2 separate regions of the Mus musculus genome follow, and region 2 is linked to region 1. Evidence: chromatin loops called from intact Hi-C (ENCODE). Cell type or tissue: gastrocnemius. All regions are shown on one strand. Links, peaks and the distances in the headings refer to the core of each region. The heading gives the core; the rest is flanking DNA. Region 1 holds the start of Dpp8 (dipeptidylpeptidase 8). Region 2 overlaps Igdcc4 (immunoglobulin superfamily, DCC subclass, member 4).

What was found. A loop is a pair of places that touch in the nucleus more often than their neighbours do. Peaks named below come from ENCODE experiments on the same cell type or tissue, not always from the same donor. Only the 100,000 strongest peaks of a DNase experiment are listed, where the experiment ranks them.
Region 2: a loop joins it to region 1, with 3 times the contacts of the local background. A loop is called at or near these places in 6 of 42 quality-filtered maps.

What each region holds. Positions count from the first base shown.
Region 1 is chr9:65,026,968-65,036,118 of GRCm38, forward strand. It overlaps Dpp8 (dipeptidylpeptidase 8), which reads left to right and starts at 5,491. Exons shown (of 21, transcript NM_028906.2): 1 at 5,491-5,656; 2 at 7,908-8,044. The coding sequence starts at 8,029. It overlaps Gm39362 (a long non-coding RNA gene), which reads right to left and starts at 4,445. Exons shown (of 3, transcript XR_870867.3): 1 at 2,846-4,445; 2 at 1,881-1,984. In gastrocnemius, for the core only: a CTCF peak has its summit at 5,349; DNase peaks (open chromatin) are centred at 5,416 and 5,914; H3K4me3 peaks cover 1,899 bases; H3K27ac peaks cover 2,104 bases.
Region 2 is chr9:65,116,147-65,125,297 of GRCm38, forward strand. Igdcc4 (immunoglobulin superfamily, DCC subclass, member 4) reads left to right here. Exons shown (of 20, transcript NM_020043.3): 4 at 4,072-4,208; 5 at 5,634-5,774; 6 at 6,505-6,660; 7 at 7,630-8,043; 8 at 8,466-8,630; 9 at 9,139-9,151. Among named protein-coding and RNA genes, the nearest start is that of Igdcc4, 19 kb to the left of the region's middle. In gastrocnemius, for the core only: CTCF peaks have their summits at 5,010 (motif pointing left) and 7,903; DNase peaks (open chromatin) are centred at 4,992, 6,595 and 7,873; H3K4me3 peaks cover 443 bases; H3K27ac peaks cover 740 bases.

The sequences.
Region 1 (9,151 bases), core at 1,152-9,151:
CCATTAAGCGGCCTTCTGCCTCACTCTCCTTTCTTTGGGAAGCAAAAAAAGTAAGTATAGGGGCTCATATAATATATATGATATATATTTTGTATATAAAATATATATGCCAGGCATGGTGGTGCACACCTTTAATCCCATCACTTGGGAGGCAGAAGCAGGCTGATTTCTGAGTTCGAGGACAGCCTGGTCTACAAAGTGAATTCCAGGACAGCCAGGGCTATACAGAGAAACCCTGTCTCAAAAAACCAAAAATAATAATAATAATTAATTAATTTTAAAAAATATATACACATATATGAGAATGTCTATAGAATGTGCACACATGCCTATGCATGGGATCTAAGCGTCTTGTCCAAGGAGGATGGTTCAGGCCCCGGCTGGCTCTGTGCTCTCCGCCTCTGTATCACTCACATTACTCTCATTAATAAATCAGATGACACATGGAACCCCTGCTGTGCACGGGCATTTCTAATCATCATTTCACTCAGTGATGTCCATCTGAGCTGTGCTACTCTTCTCAGCTTACAGTGAGGGAGGTGACGTTGAGAAGGGGCTGGCATTCCTGTTAGCGGGGAGAAGATCTGGATGTGAGGCCAGGTCTACCTCATTGCTGAAGTTTAGTTCTTTAAACCTGGTCACTGGTAGAGGCCCAGTCCGAGTCTGGACTATAGACCCATTACCTCCAACAGGAACTGCCTCCAGGATGTAGCCTAGATCCTACAGACCTCAGTACAGAAAGGTCTCACCTTCCACTCACAATCTCCCTCGAGATTTGTTTCAGGCTGCATGTGAGTGGACCTGTACTAGCCCTGATAAGCTAGCTTTTTTCCTATTAATTTATTCATTCAATTTAGATCCCTCTCAGTCCCCTTCCCCCCACCCCCATTGTACTATCTTTAAAGAAAATTGATTTGTTTTTATTTTATGTGTATGGGTTTATCTATATCTATGTATATTCACTATGTGAGTTCCTGGTGCCCAAGAGCTTTAAGAGTTCTTTTAAAATTTTTATTTGTGCCGGGCGTGGTGGCACACACCTTTAAAAAAAAAAATTTTTTTTTTTATTTGCTGCTCATTGCTATTTTGCCTGAACACAAGTCTGTGTGAGGGGGTCAGAAGTCCTGGAACTGAAGTTACAGACAAGTGTGAGCTGCATGTGGGTGCTGGGGACTGAACCTGGATCCTCTTCAATAGGACCCAGTGTTCTTAACCACTAAGCCATCTCCCCAGCCCTGGATCAAGTGGGGTTTTTTTGTTTTGGTTTGGTTTTGGTTTTTGAGACAGGATTTCTCTGTGTAGCCCTGGCTGGCCTGGAACTCACTCTGTAGACCAGGCTGGCCTCAAACTCAGAAATCCGCCTGCCTCTGCCTCCCAAGTGCTGGGATTAAAGGCATGCGCTACCATGCCTGGCAGATCAAGTGTTCTTAACTGCTAAGCCACCTCTCGAAGCCCCATTACCTGGGGTGCTGTCTTAGTCACACTTCATAGCCTAGGTAACTTGTCTTTTCCTGTTCAGTGCCAAACTACAGAGCAGCATAGAACCAGCTAAGCTTTATCAATAACATATAACAAGACCTGGCAAGGCCTGACTTGCTTGGCCAGTAGAGATGTAATGAGACACTTAGGTTCAGCCGCTCACTCACTTGTTCACATAAAGTGGGCACAAAGGAATCGGGCAGGCTTCTCAGGGTTTGCTGCTGCTGCTGCTGCTGCTGCTGCTGCTGCTGCTGGTGGTGGTGGTGGTTTGGTTTAGTTTTTTTGTTGTTTGTTTGTTTGTTTTGTTTTTGTTTTTTTGGTTTTTTTTTGAGACAGTTGTCTCTGTGTAGCACTGTTTGACCTGAAGATCACTTTGTAGACCAGGCTGGCCTTAAACTCACCTAGATATCTCAGTCTTTTCCTCCAGAGTGCTGGGGTTAAAAGTGTGCCCCACCATTCCTGGTGCTTCTCAGGAATCTTGACAGGCACACTGAAAAAGACTGTGCTGAAACAAAAGGGAGACATGAATTGTAGAGAAAGACTCTGAAAGGAGCCCCTTGCTCAGGCCTCGGGGCAATAGTGGACACCCAAGAACTCACAAGAGACCAAGCTTGATGCAAACCACATGAGGCTTTATTCGGGGAAAGCCAGAGCTCTGGGGACGACTCATATCCCATGCAGGGGTAGAGGAGTCGATCACGAGGGGAAAGGGGTCCACGTTTTTATAGGCCCTCAGGGGGGAAAGGAGAAGGGGGGATTAGGGGATTTCCAGATCTAAACAATGTCTATTCTCAAAAAAAAAAAAAATGGGTATGGAAGGGGTACAAGGAAAGAGTCTGGTGTAGATGTAGCAACTCCGGATTGGCCCTGCTGTGGTTGCTTGGGAGATTTTCTGACTCTTTCCCAGCAACCAATATCACAAACACCTGGCAATGGGCTTCATCAGCGGGCACACACATGGGTTCAAGGAACGGTCAAAACACTGGCAGACACAAGGGTTCAAGGAGTGGCCAGAGCATTGTGCACCTCTATTTTTCTAAATTAGTGAAGCTAGTTCTGCTAACAATGAAATCTATCTTGCCAATTTCAGGGCTTCTGTGACCTTTTACATTCTGTCAGGATCTTTCAGTGGGACACACACTGATGAGGGATGAGCTATGGGACACCCACCCCTGAGATGGGAGTTACTGGACACCTACCCCTGAAGAGACAATTCTCGATTGTGCTAAGCAGCTTTTATGTTCTTGGCAAGGGGGAAAGAAAACCACATAGGAAGCTGCAGGGAGAGATGTTGCATGAAATATTAGAGAAGTATCTTTCTAGCATTTTCCCAGGGGAGACAGCTTGGAACTCCGCACAAACCTACCCTCTCCACTAAGGCCCAGCTCAGCTCTGGCTAGGACCTCTGCTCCGTGGCTGTACGGACATAGGTGGTGTTGGCAAGATGCGGTGCTACAGACGCTGCCCTACAGCTTCACCAGAATCTGAGGGCTGTTTAGAAGCCTCGGTGCTGGGGGATTGAGTCCAAGGCTTCAGATGTGCCAAGCACATCTGTGAGGGGGAAGAGGAGGAGCTAGAGACGGGGTCACACTCTGTAGCAAGGCTTGCCTGGTCTAGAAAGCACTATATAAGCTGGGCTGGCCTCCATCTCACTGGATAGCTTAGGCTAAGCTCAAGCTCACGGCAGTTCTCTTATCTAGTTTCCCAAACAGGGACCTACAGGTGCAAGGCACCACACCCTGCTGCTAAGCACCTGTCCTACTGCAGAGATACAGTCCTAGCCGGGGAGGGTTTGTTTGTTCATCTTAACCACAGTGGAGGAGAGAGAAAATAACTCTGAAAACTTACAAATCTGAGTCTCTGTCTCTGTCTCTGTCTCTGTCTCTGTTGTCCAGACTGGTCCTGAACTCAGACAGAATCCTCCTGCCTCAACTTCCTGAGTACTGGGATTTCCAGCCTGTACCACCAGGCCTTTCTTCTAATTCATTATGAGGACGCAAACTGCACAAAAATCAGATGTGTCCTTTTCCCTCGCTCTTTGTGGGCCCAGATTTGAGAATAGCGTCAGCAAATGATAGAGAATCCATGAGCCCAAAGGAAATTCAAGATAGCACACTGTATTTTGATAATGGAGTAGGTGTATGTATTTAGAGTCTTAAAACGTGCTCTCAGATCAGAGACGTCAAATGGGATACTTAGAGAAAACCACTGTTCTTTTTCTCTTTTAAAAGATTTTATTTATTTTACATATATGAGAGTACTGTCTGTCCTCAGACATACTAGAAGACAGCATCGGATCCCATTACAGATGGTTGTGAGCCACCATGTGGTTGCTGGGAATTGAACTCGGGACCTCTGGAAAAGCAGTTGGTACTCCTAACCACTGAGCCGTCTCTCCAGCCCCTACTGTCCTTTCTTTTAGGGAGCTCAACATCAAAAAGAAAAAAGAAAAAAATTCAAGGGAAGGCTCCTTTAACCTCACAGTGGGTCAGTACACACTGCAGTAGGACATGGTGCCTGTGGGTCCTCTCTTAATGCCATTACAATAATCCCACTGATACACAGCTCCCAAAGACAGTAACAGGAACTGGGGAGGCATAGCTCCTCCACCAGTCTGGTCTCTGCCTACTTTCCCAGCTACCTTTACACTTCTTTCCCCACTCTTTCCCTCAGCTAACGTACAGTGTGGATTAGGAAATAAATGATGGGTCAAGGGACCTGCCTCTCAGTGTAGCAGCCACCTCCAGGCCTTATTTCTCCATCTTTCATGTCTCAGTGCCACAGGCATTGTTAGCTTTTATCACTACTGAATGCCAATGTTGTTATATCCATTTACAGAGAGAAGACCCCAACCCAACAAAGAATGGGTGGTCTACTAAAGATCTTTAACATTAAAGTTCTGGAGGCTAGAGAGATGATGGTTCAGAGGTTAAGAGCGCTGGCTGCTGCTCCAGAGGTCCAGAGTTTAATTCCCAGCAACCACATGGTGGCTCACAGTCATCTATAATGGGATCTGATGCCCTCTTCTGGCATGCAGGTGTACATGCTGATAGAGCACTCATATACATAAAATAAATAATCAATTAGTTAAAAAAAAAAAAAAAAAGAAAAAAATGAGCACATGATGAACAGTGTTGGTGAGCTTGAGATGGGTCCGCAGTGTGGAAAGGGGAAGCTTTGTGAGTTCTGGGCACTGCCGTAGCTAGGAGCCGGGACAGGACCCACCCGGGTTTTGAGGAAGTGACCAGGAAGTGTTTGCTGAGTTTGCTTGGTTTTGGTGGGAGGTGGTGTGGGCACTTATGGAGTATGGATTGGTGTTAATGTGTGTTGTGGAAATGTGACCCTCAAGGAGGAATGTATTTTAGTGCTACTGACGTAAATAAAATGTAAACGTCACTGAAAAAAAAATTAAAAAAAGAAAAAAGAAAAGAAAAGAAAAATTTCTGTATCCAAATTCACATTTGTTTGTTTGTTTTTTTCCGTCATAACTGTAATGCTGAGGTCTCCAAAGCCATGGTTGGCCTCTGTCATCTCAAAAAGGCAGGAATTTTGGCTTTCTGCTCTAACGCAGGGATGTGTGTGTGAGTGAGAGAGAGAGACAGAGAGACAGAGACAGGGAGACAGAGAGACAGAGAGAGGGAGACAGAGACAGACAGAGATTGGATATAGAGGTTGGATAAGCGCCTGCTGGACCTGGCTTGTTCTTTCAGAAATCTTGTAGGCCCAGGTGCCTGTACCTGCTGAGCCATCCCACCGGCCAGTGAACATGAAGTTTATTTACTTTGAGTAGCTAACAGAGGTGGGGTGAATGTTGCTTTCTCTTCTAACCTTGTATGTTTTCCCTCCTGTCAGGCAGTCCACGTGCGGCACCTCCTCCCGCCGCTCGGTGGCGCTGTGGGGCCCCCTCGCGCACAGAAGCGAGAGTCATCCTTTCTTGGTCCGGCCGCTAGCCTTCCTCTGTCGGAGGGCGGGGCTCGGGGAACCGGAAGTGCCGAGGCCTCCGGTGCTGTCTTCGCCTCCGCCGCTTTTAAGTCCCTTCGTCCGCTGCCTGGGGGCCGCGGGGGCCGCCGCCGAGGAAGCTGCTGTGGCCCCGACGGGAGCGGAGGCGGCGCGGCATGAAGCGGCGTAGGCCCGCTCCATAGCGCATCCGGACGGTCCGGGCGGGCCCGGGGGGAAGGTGCAGTATCCGCCCGCTCTCCCTCCCCTGCGCCCGCGAGGCCACGGAGCTCCGGCCGGCCGCCCTCGGGCCGCTCCCGCCGGGAGAGCGGGTGGCTGGGCCCCGTTGGCCGGAAGAGGAAGCGCACACTCGGATTGCGAGGCTGCCAACGTTCACTGGGCGCCCCTGAACGCTGGCTGCTGCCCGCTCGGACTCCCACGTCCGTTATCTTGATAGAGCCTGGCTTGGGTTGGGATGCCGGGGACAGTCCGGGCATTCGGAGGAGGAAACGGAAATCCGCAGAGGCGAAGGGGTTCGCCTGAGGTCCGCCAGTGGCGGATGGGATTCGCCTTTGGACTCGCTGCTTTCCCCTAGCCGGGTGTTCCTTCCTCCCTCCCTCCTGCTTCACTCTAGATCCATCCCTCCGCGCTCACTGTCTCGCTGCCATTCTGTTCCACGCATTCGCAGCAGGGTCCTTGCCCTTCCTGTCCAGCTTGCTCATCCTCTTTTAACTAAGCCTTGCTGTTCCTACTGTCCTCTCGCGCCACATTCGCTGCCACACCTCTCCTCCTTCCTCATTCATAGCTTTCAAGCCCTTTACGTCGGATAAACTTTCTCAGCTGTAGACACAGAAAAGTGAAATGGCTAGGCTCCAGTGAGGTGTGCAGGGTCTAGACGACTGATTGGTTCTTACCGTAAAAAGCTACGGGATGCCATTTCTAGAGACCCCACCCCAAGAATCCCGAAGCTCTTTTTAACACAATATGTCATTTTTCAGAATGAGGGGCTTCGCGCTTTGGGGAGGTGTCTTGACTCTTAGCCTATTGCTGCTAACATTTTTACCCTCCTCTTGCCACATAGCTTCTTCATCTCTATGTGGCATACAGAGCTTGGAGTCTAAACTGATAACATATTATTTACTGTTGCAAAAATAACACACATTTTTCCCCCTAAGCTAGACTATCAACTGGCTTCGTGATTATTTTTTAGAAAAGCTACCTATCTCACTTATTCTCAATATTATGGCAAGAAAAAGAAGGCAAAATGGAGTACTCTTAAAGAATAGGACAGCTTTGTCAGAAATTGTAGCTGGGTATAGTGCTGCATACCTGTAACCCCAGCATTTGCGAGGCCGAGGCAAGAGGATCTTGAGTTCAAGATTAACCTTGGCTACAAACAGAGAAGTGAACAAAATTTAGTTGTTAAATTCAAGTTCCCTTTCTGCAAACAATGACCTATAATACACATTTTTTATTGTACTGAATTTATTCTTTCATCAGCTCGTTATGACATCATGTAAAAGGAACATAGGCACATAGAAATAAATTCTGTCTTTGTGTGTGTGTGTGCTTGTGTGTGCTCGCGGCTCTACACGCACATGTCTTCGGGATCGTGTGGAAGTCGGAGGATAACTTTTGGGAGTCCTCCCTTTACACTTCGTTGAGGCAGAGTCGCAATTGCTGTGTATCCCAGGCTAGCTGATCAACTTCAGCGGTTCTCCTATGTATGCCTCCCTTGCTGCATTCGGGCTGCTGGATTGACAGCCGCTCCAATGCTCCCCTGGCTTCCCTGGGATCTTTGGGTTTCTGCCACAGTGCTTTTGCCTTTTGAACTAATTCCCTGACCCTAGAAATACATTACATCCGCCAAAGTCAAGGCTTTACAGTTGACACCTCACATCTATATGCCTTTTTAAAAAGGTTTGTGTGTATGCGTGAGGGTATGTGCATGTGAGTGCAGTTCCCATAGAAACCAGAGGTATTGGATCCCCCTGAGAACTGGTCTTATGGGTGGTTGTGAGCAGCCAGAAATGGCTACTGAGAACCAAACTTGGGGCCTCTGCAATATCATTATTAACTCTTAACTGCTGAGCCATCTCTGGTCCGCTTTTGCAGTTTTTAAAACCTATCATTTTCCCTTGAATGTGTCTGGACATCAAGATTTACACCTACTGTTAGAACTTAACTACGCAATTTGAGTTATACATTTCTGGAAAAAAAGTAATCTTAGGGTCGAGCTCATTAGCAAAGGTCTGCAATTTCCACACTCAGGAAGCTGAAGCAAGAGGACTAAATTCAAGACCTGCATAGGGTTTGTAAGACCTATCAACACAAACACAGTTTTGACAAGTTGGAGATCCCAAAGAATTCAGGCATTCCATATTACACTAACAGGAAATCTATCAGTTAAATATTTGGGGATTTTTAGGCTTATATTTTTTCGACCGTATATGGTCCATTTTAATGATTAACATCTCTTATCTGGTAAGCAGGATTGGATGGTGAGAAAAGGAAAGATTCCTGTGAGAAGAGATCAGGATGAACGGAGAGATCTGTGCTTAAAGTTGGGCCAGGTGAAAATGATCTCTTTGAAAGTAGAAGAGATCTGAGCAGATGAAAATACCATCAGGTAGGCACCAGGGAAGGTCCAGAAGTGGAGAGGGTGGGGCTGTGAAATATGTGCATAATGCTGAGAATGGATAGGGCTGAGTTTTAGGAAATTCAGGCCACATATTCTGAGGACATATTTGTATATAGAGAGTATGGGGGGAATCCTGGAAATTAGTTACACAGTTGCATGAATTGCACAGCCCCTGTTGTGCAGACTATTTACTGTCAATAGAGTGACAGACTGTCATTTAAACTGTACTGTGTGTATATGTGTGGAGACTAGTACAGTCCATTCAGAAATTCCAGTTTTTAAATAGAAGTTGGTGTGAATTTTTACATAGAAGGACTCTAAAGGTGTTAATGACTCCAGCTAGGCAGTAAAACTCTAGATGTCTACTGTGTTGCTCTTTTCTGTTCCTTGGCCTTGTACTTGCAAGGGGTAGAGGAGAGATGAGATTTCCCACTTAAGGAAACTGAGTTGGATTCTTTTCATTTTAGTCCCTTGCTCCCTCAGAAGACTAGGTCCTTTGACATGATTGAAAGTAGGCCTCCTAGCTTTTAGTTGGGCCAACAACCACCACTCTCAGGTACTGTCACTTGATACTCTTGAGACTCAGTCAATTCTCTGTCAGATTTTAGTCAGTGGAGCCCTGGATCAGAGTGTTACAATTATACCTGATGTAACAGTATTTGGACGACTTTGTTATTGGTTATTGTTAACATTAGAAATGATAGTATCATGCTCAGAAAATGATACAATGCCCGACTACTCACAGTTCAGCACTTTTGCATACCAGTAATTCAAGTTAGGTGGACTGACTCTCAGCCTACACCTTTGGGTTACTTACTAGATTGCAGATAACTTCTTACCATGAATTGATGTTAACTGTAAAGCTGAGCTTTAAAAGAAAGACATCATCTTAAATACACAGCCATCTATTGATTGTTGGAGAAGTAGTTAATGATTATGTGAAACGTGATTACAATGTAATTTGTTTCAGTTTGTAGAACTAAGATTGACCCGACTACTGAGCTACATCTCTACAAGGTTTCCTGATAGCCTTGTTGTATTTATTTTTCTCTGATACTTTGTTCATGTCACGTTTAAATATCAGAAAAGATCAAG
Region 2 (9,151 bases), core at 855-8,854, 89 kb after region 1:
CAGGCTCACATGTCCCAGCACATTGTGTCAGGGAATAAAGAAATGTCTAAAGCAGCAACTAGATTATGGCCAAGGTATGTATTTTTGCATGTGCCCAGATATACAGATATTCTAATGACAAACTCAGCTCAGTGGTCACAAGAGATCGCATTCCTTAGAGTTGGCTGTGAGCATTTGCAGCTCAAATACACTCTGTCAGGGGAAAGGCACATACTTTTGTAACAGATGACAAAGGCTAAACACTAAGGCAGTTCCCTGGTATTTATGATTTACCCATCTATCTGTCTGTCCGTCCGATCATCCACCATCCATCTGTCTGTCTGTCTGTGTCTGTCTATCAATTTCAAGGCAGGGTCTGATGTGGCCTAGGCTGACTTTGAATTCCTAACTCTCCATCCATTCGTCCACCCACCATCCACCATCCACCATCCATCCATCCATCCATCTGTCTATCTGTCTATCTATTTAAAGGCAGAAAGGTAGGGTCCCATGTGGCCTAGGCTGGCTTTCAGCGCCTAGTTCTCTTGCTTCTACCTCCTAAGTGCTACAATTGCAGGCAAGTGCTACCACACCATGAGGTGTTGAGCTTAGGACCCAGCACGTCCAGAGTTTTGTGTATGCTAGACAATCCACTCTCCCACCTGAACTCCACCCTAGCCTCACTTACATTCATCTCTAGTAATAGGAGATACCTTTTTTTTCCATGGGAGCCAGCCATGAATGAAACTAAAAAAAGAATTTATATTAAAATGCCAAAATGCAGCCGGGCGTGGTGGCACACACCTTTAATCCCAGCACTTGGGAGGCAGAGGCAGGCGGATTTCTGAGTTCAGGGCCAGCCTGGTCTACAGAGTGAGTTCTAGGACAGCGAGGGCTACACAGAGAAACCCTGTCTCAAAAAACCAAAAAAAAAAAAAGAAAAAAAGAAAAAAAAAGCCAAAATGCACATTATAGAATGAAAAGGGAAGCCCCTCCTGACTGAACGCAGGCCTTACCATTTTGAGTATTCCACCATCCTCATCCTCACTCCAGACCAGCCTAACTCAAAAACAAAAAGGTTTTCATTTTGTAAAATTCAACAAATAAGAGTGCTCAACAATCCCCCTCACAAAGGGAACCCCAAGCACTACAAAAGCTTTGCCAACCATGTGCCTCAACCTGTCATTTATCTGTTTCCCCAAACCAGAATTGCTTCCTTTTTGTTTGTTTTAAATATTTTTGTGCCCATACATGTTTTTTTTTTCATTTATTTTATGTATATGAGTACACTGCAAGCTGTCTTCAGACACACCAGAAGAGGGCCATTACAGATGGTTGTGAGCCACCACGTGGTTGCTGGGACTTGAACTCAGGACCTCTGGAAGAGCAGTCAGTGCTCTTAACTGCTGAGCCATCTCACCAGCCCCAGAATTGTTTCTTAAGCACTATTTTGTAACTTCTCCCCTACTAGCCAATACATTTCAGTCATCTTTCAGAAGCCAGAGTTTCTAAAACCACATTGTAACAAAACCAGAACAGGTTTAGACAGCCCTGGGGAGGCAGGGCAGCACCTTGCCTCTGGCTGCAGCTACAGCTCTGTGCCCGAGGAAAGGAGCAGGCAGATCCATTCCTGCACACAAAGTGAAGGAAATGCTATTGCTCAAGGAACAGGTTTGCTCTTAGCACTTGGTGCTCCCTTTTCCTGGCACCAAGATTCGAAAGTGGAGGTAATCCCCTAGGGGAACTGGCTGGATGGAGGATGGAGGGGAAGGAAAAGCCACAGATTGCAGCATGTGAAGTAGAGTCGGCCGTGAGGGGTGGTCTTTCTCATCTGATTTCTCATGGCAGTAGATTGGGTACTGGCCCAGATGTCTCCCTACATGTTTCTCCTGCTTCCCCGCCCCCATCTCTCTACTGTAGCACATCTGTGAGTGCATCTGGAGCTGAGGTGAGAGGTTGGGTGTGGGACAAAGGCTCACCTGGGCAGATGAGGGAAGGACTGGTCCCACCATATTCCCAAGAATGTCTCCCAATACCCTTCTTCAGTCCCTTGGCCATCTCACCGCTCCCATACTTAGGTTTCCTTAGCCCCTGCTTTTCCAGGAACAAAGAGCCTTCCCCAGCACCCAATGCCCTGTCGCCCTATGGTTCCACCCAGTCTGTACACTTAAGATTCTCACTACCTGGAGCTGACCCCCGTAGAAGGCCTCATCACCTCCTGACTGGTTGAACATACTCAGTGCCCACCATCCCCCAACCTCCCTGCCCCAAGTTTCTCAAGCAAGGTCTCCTGGCTTTCTCAACCTTCTCTCCTGCAGGTCTGGTAAGAAGGCCCCGTCTTCCTGGTCTTCTAAATTGCTTTGTGGATTGCTGGGTAGAAACTATTGGAAACCACACCCATCCCTCCCACAGCCACACCTAGCTATGAGCAGGGGCCTGAACTTGGCCTCTAGGACCAGAAGACCTGGCCTCAAGATGTCTTGTAGCATAGTGTCACATCATCTACAATGGCCTCCAACGCACTGTGTGGCACAGGATGACCTTCAGCTTCTGATTCTCCTGCCTCCACCTCCCTAACGCTGTCATTACAGGCGTGGAGCGTTACTGATTCACACAGTGCTGAAGATGGAAGTGGGGTCTGGTGCAAGCTAGACAAGCCTTCTACTCATGGAACCATATCCCCAGCCCCTGGTTTTGGGCTGTAACTGCTCCAGCATGAAGACCCTGGGTGAATGCACTACCCTGAGCTTCAATTTTGTTACCATAAAATGGAGGTTGTGATTCTCCTGCCTCTTGGGATTCCTTTGAGGGTCAGAGGAGATGAGGGAATAAGGGAATTTTTGTTAGGAAGAGGGAAAGGAAATGCAGGTAAGAGGTTAATAAAGGTGGAGCAAGCAGAGAGATGACGGCTTGGCAGTTGTAAATGCGAGCTACTCCTCTGGAGTTAGCTCCCAGCACCACATCAGGCCGCTCGCCACTGCCAGTAACTGCAGCTCCATCTGCAACGCCAGCCCTTTCCTCAACTTGGCAGGCACCTGCGCTAAGGCACACACACACAAACGCTGTTTCTGTTGTTGGTTTTTAATCTTCCAGGGGTGAAAAAAAAAGGTTTAAAACATCCAAAATCTTTTTTTGTTTGTTTGCTTGTTTGGGTTTTTTTCGAGACAGGGTTTCTCTGTGTAGTCTTGGCTGTCCTGGAACTCACTCTGTAGACCAGGCTGGCCTCGAACTCAGAAATCTGCCTGCCTCTGCCTCCCAAGTGCTGGGATCAAAGGCGTGCACCACCACGCCTGGCTAAAACATTCAAATTCTTAAAATGGTATATGTGTGTAATAAAAAGTTAGGCTTCGGGCTGGTGAGATGGCTCAATGGGTAAGAGCACTGACTGCTCTTCTGAAGGTCCAGAGTTCAAATCCTAGCAACCACATGGTAGGTCACAACCACCTGTAATGAGATCTGATGCCCTCTTCTGGTGTGTCTGAAGTCGGCTACATTGTACTTACATATAATAAATAAATAAATCTTTAAAAAAAAAAAAAGTTAGGCTTCTCACACCTCCAGCTTCCAGGCTACCAGGCCCCCTCCTCAGAAACAACTTCCTTTTCTGGGGACATTCAGTACATATACAATCTAGTAAGAATTTGGCTCTGAGTGTGTTATCCTGCGGCACCAAAGCACACAGTGCGGAGGGCGCCTGGACCTGCCGCGTTCCATTGCAGGAGGTGCCCACACCTGTGAGGCCAGGATACACCCAACAGTTTCCAGCCTCTGCACAGGGCTGCAGTAAACACTGACATGCAGGTGCTGTGTGTGTCTGACTGACTGTGATAGAGTCCCAGAAGTCCCAGGGCTAGATGAACAGCTCCTTGCTGTTGGATCATGCTACCAGCTTGTCCAGAAAAGAGCATGTCCTGGGTGATGCCTGCTGGACAGATGTGCCTTCTGTGATTTCCTTACCCACCCGCCTGAGCTGTTAGTAAACCATTTGGTCTTTGCCAGTCTGTTAGGTGAGGGTTGGCATTTCTGTCCCTCAGGGCCACCCCTCTCTATCGCCTTCCCACACCTCACAGGCTCCCTCTGCTCCTTCCCAAGGCTCATCACTCTTCCCAATGGCGTCCTCCAGATCCTAGATGTCCAGGACAGTGATGCAGGCTCCTACCGCTGCGTGGCCACCAATTCAGCCCGCCAACGATTCAGCCAGGAGGCCTCGCTCACTGTGGCCCTCAGAGGTAAGGGGATTTCTGGGGACAGCTATACTGGGAATGAAAGTGACTAGACCCGGGTCTTTGGAAAGCTGATTGAGTAGTAATTCTACATGGGATAGACCTAGGGTTTGGGACTCCAACTGGCAGGGGGTGGGGGTGGGGGTGGGGTTCGTTCCTTATGGGGTGTCTGTGTTTCCTACGGTTGCACAAGAACTGGTGAACAGGCAAGGTATCCAAATGCCCTGCAGCCTCTGGTCCCTTCTGCCCTTCCAGGTGCCTTAAAGGCTTTGGGCTAGAGGTTCACCCAATCTCCTTATGTATGCCAAACTGGCTCCTCACCTGTACTCTGGTCCTTTTCTGCCTTTCTTTTTCCCATTTTTTTTAAACATTTATTTTGTGTGTTCATACACAAGTCCCATAGCACTCATGAACAGAGAAGGATTTGTGGAAGTCGGTTGTCTTCTTCCACTTAGTGGGTTCCTGGGATCCGTCAGACTTGGCAGCAAGCATCTGTAGCTAGAAGTCTCTTTTCTGCCTCTCTTTGAAAAGCCCCTGCCAGGATTAGGTAGTAACAAGGGCACTGGTTTGGGGGGTCACGAAGACCTGTTTTGAATCCTGACTCTCCTCACCATCTGTGTGACCCTGAGATGGGAATGGAAAGTGCTTGGCATTCAGCAGCTGCTCCACAGATCTCACTGCAAGCCTCCCCCAAGGTTGCTCACTTGTGTCATCCCTCCTCTTCACTGGTTCCATCCTCTAGTCCCTAGGCTGAGGCTCCAGGCCATCCTTGCGCGCTCTCCAGCACTAGGTCTATGCTTCCCCCTGCTGGACAAATCAGGTGTTCAATGTTGTGCCACAAGGAGAGAGAGTTGGACACAGAAACACATCGTGAAGCTTCTTTGCTAAAAACAACAGCCCACCTTTTTTTTTGGGGGGGGGTGTTTTTTTGAGACAGGGTTTCTCTGTATAGCCCTGGCTGTCCTGGAACTCACTTTGTAGACCAGGCTGGCCTCGAACTCAGAAATCCGCCTGCTTCTACCTCCTGAGTGCTGGGATTAAAGTTGTGCGCCACCAGGCCCGGCTTAACAGCCCACCTTTTGCTTGTAGAACTCTGAGGTACTTTGGAAAGGCATCTGCCTGACTCACACAACAACTTATAGACAGTCTTAGAACTAGAGCTGGGTGCTGAGTCTAAGGCAGATGCCATGGGAGCTGGATTTGGGCGGGGAAATATGGGGGAGGTATGGTCTACCCAGTAACTTGTGGGGTTTCACTTGTGTCGGAGAGCATTCTTCTGGCTCCAAGAGAAAGAACTCCAAGGCCTACGCCAGCTCTGCTTGACAGTTGCTTTCCCCTTCTGACAGAAAGAACCATGACGCCCCAGGCCCCCTGCTTTGGGCATTCAGAAGCAGTAATTGGCAAGCTAACCCTGTCCTATCTTCACTACAGGGTCTTTGGAGGCTACCAGGGGGCAGGATGTGGTCATTGTGGCAGCCCCAGAGAACACCACGGTAGTGTCTGGACAGAGTGTAGTGATGGAGTGCGTGGCCTCTGCTGACCCCACCCCTTTTGTGTCCTGGGTCCGACAGGGTGAGTGCTGAGGAAAGAGGAGGAGGAGACTGGGGAAGTGGGCAAGATGGTACAGTATTTCACAGGCTCCAAGTCAGGAGCTTCTGCCTAAAGATAGAAGGAGAGAATTGACTCCTTAGAGTTGTCCTTTGACTTCCATAGCACATGCAAGCAAGCTCACATGTACACACATTCATGCAGTAATAAAGTCTAAAGAAGGTTGTATTAAAGCCCAGTGGTGGTGGCACACATCCTTAATCCCAGCACTGGGGAGGCAGAGGCAGGCGGGGCTCTGAGTTTGAGGCCAGCCTGGTCTACAGAGCAAGTTCAGGGTAACCAGGGCTACTCAGAGGAAACCCTACTTTGGAAAATTCTGGGGGTGGGAGGAGAGAGAGACACAGAGAGACAGAGAGAGCGAGGGACAGAGAGACAGAGACAGGCAGACACACACACACACACACACACACACACACACACACACAGAGAGAGAGAGAGAGAGAGAGAGAGAGAGAGAGAGAGAGAGAGAGAGATTGTATTAAATATCTGCTCCGCCCACCAGAGACCATTTAGCCATCGTTTACCCACCTCCCTTCTGCTTTTCCACCTAGGGATCAGAGTAAGAAGGAACTGGGATTCAAACCAGCGGCTGTGATGCAGCTTTGCAGGGATGTAGTGGGAACCTCGTAGTTGGAGAGGGTGTAGAGGGACAGTTCCAGCGTCCCCCTCCAGCCTGCTCCTTCTCTGTCACCAGATGGAAAGCCTATCTCCACGGATGTCATCGTTCTGGGCCGGACCAATCTACTCATCGCCAGCGCGCAGCCTCGGCACTCTGGAGTCTATGTCTGCCGAGCCAACAAGCCCCGCACGCGTGATTTCGCCACTGCGGCTGCTGAGCTCCGAGTGCTTGGTAAGGAAGGGCTGGTGCTGGGGGACGTTAAGGATGGGTGTGTGTTAGAGGGAGAAGGGGCGGTCCTAGAAGACTAAATGTGAGGGGGACCACATGGGAGGAGTCTGAATTTTCTGATTGGTGGTGATTGTTGGAGGACTGGATTCCGTAGCTGGGGGGGGGGGGGGAGGGAATGGGGCGATTTGAGACGGGGGGTGGGGGGGCGGATTTAAAGCCTGGTTTGGGTCATGAGGAGTGAGAGTGCAGGCGAGCAGGAGTGGGGTGAGGTTATGGAAGGAGATAGTGGAATGGTCTAGGGGGGTGTGTGAAGCCCAGAATCTGTACGTGGTAGCACTCAGAAAACTGTGGCAGGAGCGTGAGTTCGATACCAGCCCTAGCTACAGAGTTGAGACCAGCTACAGAGTGAAAAGTCTATCTCAAAAACAAAATTATTAAACAATGACAATGTCTTAGGCTATTAAGTCCCTATGAGTGTGTGCAGGCCATGGTGAGTGTATTGCGGTCACAGACTGAGTTGAGACAAGGTTTCTTGTTCACTTCATACTCCAGGCTAGCTGGCCCGGGGAATTCTGGGGAATCTCCTGTCTCTGTCTCCTAGGAATGCTGGGATTAATCAGTTGGGGTGATGCTGAGGCGGGCAGATCAGAAATTCAAGGCCAACCTGGGCTATAAAAGAGCTTTCTCAATACAACAGAAAACTGGGGGACCAGGCTTGCTGAAAGCTGGAGTAACTGCTGGGTATAAGAAGCCACGGGGAGGAGAAAGTGAAGTTACAGCCTAGAGCTCAAAAGCTGGAAATCTGCTGGGCTTGGGAGAAAGGAGGACTAGCCCAGGAGGGGTCGAGTCTAGTGGACCAGAGCTGGGCCCGTATGACTAGGGGAGAGGACCTCAGGGTGAGGCTTGGGCGCGGTGTTGGGACACTTGGAGAGGGGTAGGCCCTCTTGTCAGAGTCTCCCTTCTGCCCCTCAGCTGCCCCAGCCATCTCGCAGGCGCCCGAGGCGCTCTCGCGGACGCGGGCCAGCACCGCGCGCTTCGTGTGCCGGGCGTCCGGGGAGCCACGGCCCGCGCTGCACTGGCTGCACGACGGGATCCCGTTGCGACCCAATGGGCGCGTCAAGGTGCAGGGCGGTGGCGGCAGCTTGGTCATCACTCAGATCGGCCTTCAGGACGCTGGCTACTACCAGTGCGTAGCAGAAAACAGCGCGGGAACTGCCTGTGCCGCTGCGCCCCTGGCGGTAGTGGTGCGCGAGGGGCTGCCCAGCGCCCCGACTCGGGTCACAGCCACGCCGCTGAGCAGCTCCTCTGTGCTGGTGGCCTGGGAGCGGCCTGAGTTGCACAGCGAGCAAATCATTGGCTTCTCTCTTCACTACCAAAAGGCAAGGGGTATGTCTACTCTTGACCGCGGGAATCCCAGTTAGGGCAAGTATGGGATGGATAATTAAAGATGAGAGGAAGGGATGGGGAGCAATACTGCTGGGAAGTGATCTAGTATTAGAGAATGGAGTGTACACGCACTCCTTGACGGAGAGAATGCTTCTCTTTCCAGGGTTAAAGGAGCCATCTTCCACCCCCAGCTAACTAACTGCAGGACGGGCTCCTTCAATTAGCACGGGGAGCTTCCTGGCCTATTATGGAATCAATGCAATAAGTAGACTAGATGGCAGAGGCATTTCTATCCTTCACCCTAGATTGTCTGTAACAATTTAGCTATACATAGACCAGTAGGATCCCCAGACAGTCTCCAGCTAGTCAGACATGGAGTGGGCTGTGACAGTCCCTTTGTCCCCCCCGTGCTACCACCTCAGGAGTGGACAATGTGGAGTACCAGTTTGCAGTAAACAATGACACCACAGAGCTGCAGGTTCGGGACCTGGAACCCAACACGGATTATGAGTTCTACGTGGTGGCCTACTCCCAGCTGGGGGCCAGCCGAACCTCCAGCCCAGCCCTGGTGCATACACTGGACGATGGTAGGACCTCTGAACCTGCAGTGACCTGGGACCCAGAGACACTCCCACTCAGGGACAGTGTGGCCCAAGGCCCTCTTCCCTGCCTTGTGATGTCTGTTGTGCCCTATAAAGCAGTGGGCAGAGGTTCTTCTTCCCAGTGTAAAATGGGGAAACTGGGGCTCAGAAAATGAAAATGACTTGCCAAGCTCAGCAGGGCAGCTGGGACTTGAGCCCAGCTCTGAGCCCCCATACCATGCAGCCCTTCTTCCTAACATACATTTACTACCCAGCCATTGGATATGAAAGCTTCTGGCCCACACTGTCCACTAGCCTTGGGATAGAAAGGATGTCTCCGCATCCTCCAGCGTAGGGCTCCCCTGAGAGGCTCCCTCCCTCCCTCCCTCAGATCCTGGGCCTGGGCCTACTTCTGACTTGCTGTGTGACCTGGGCAAGTCTCTGATCACTCCTGACTGTGTCTTATCTTCCCTGTTGGTGGAGCGGAGCTCACGCCAATGTTCTTCTGTCTCAGTCCCCAGCGCAGC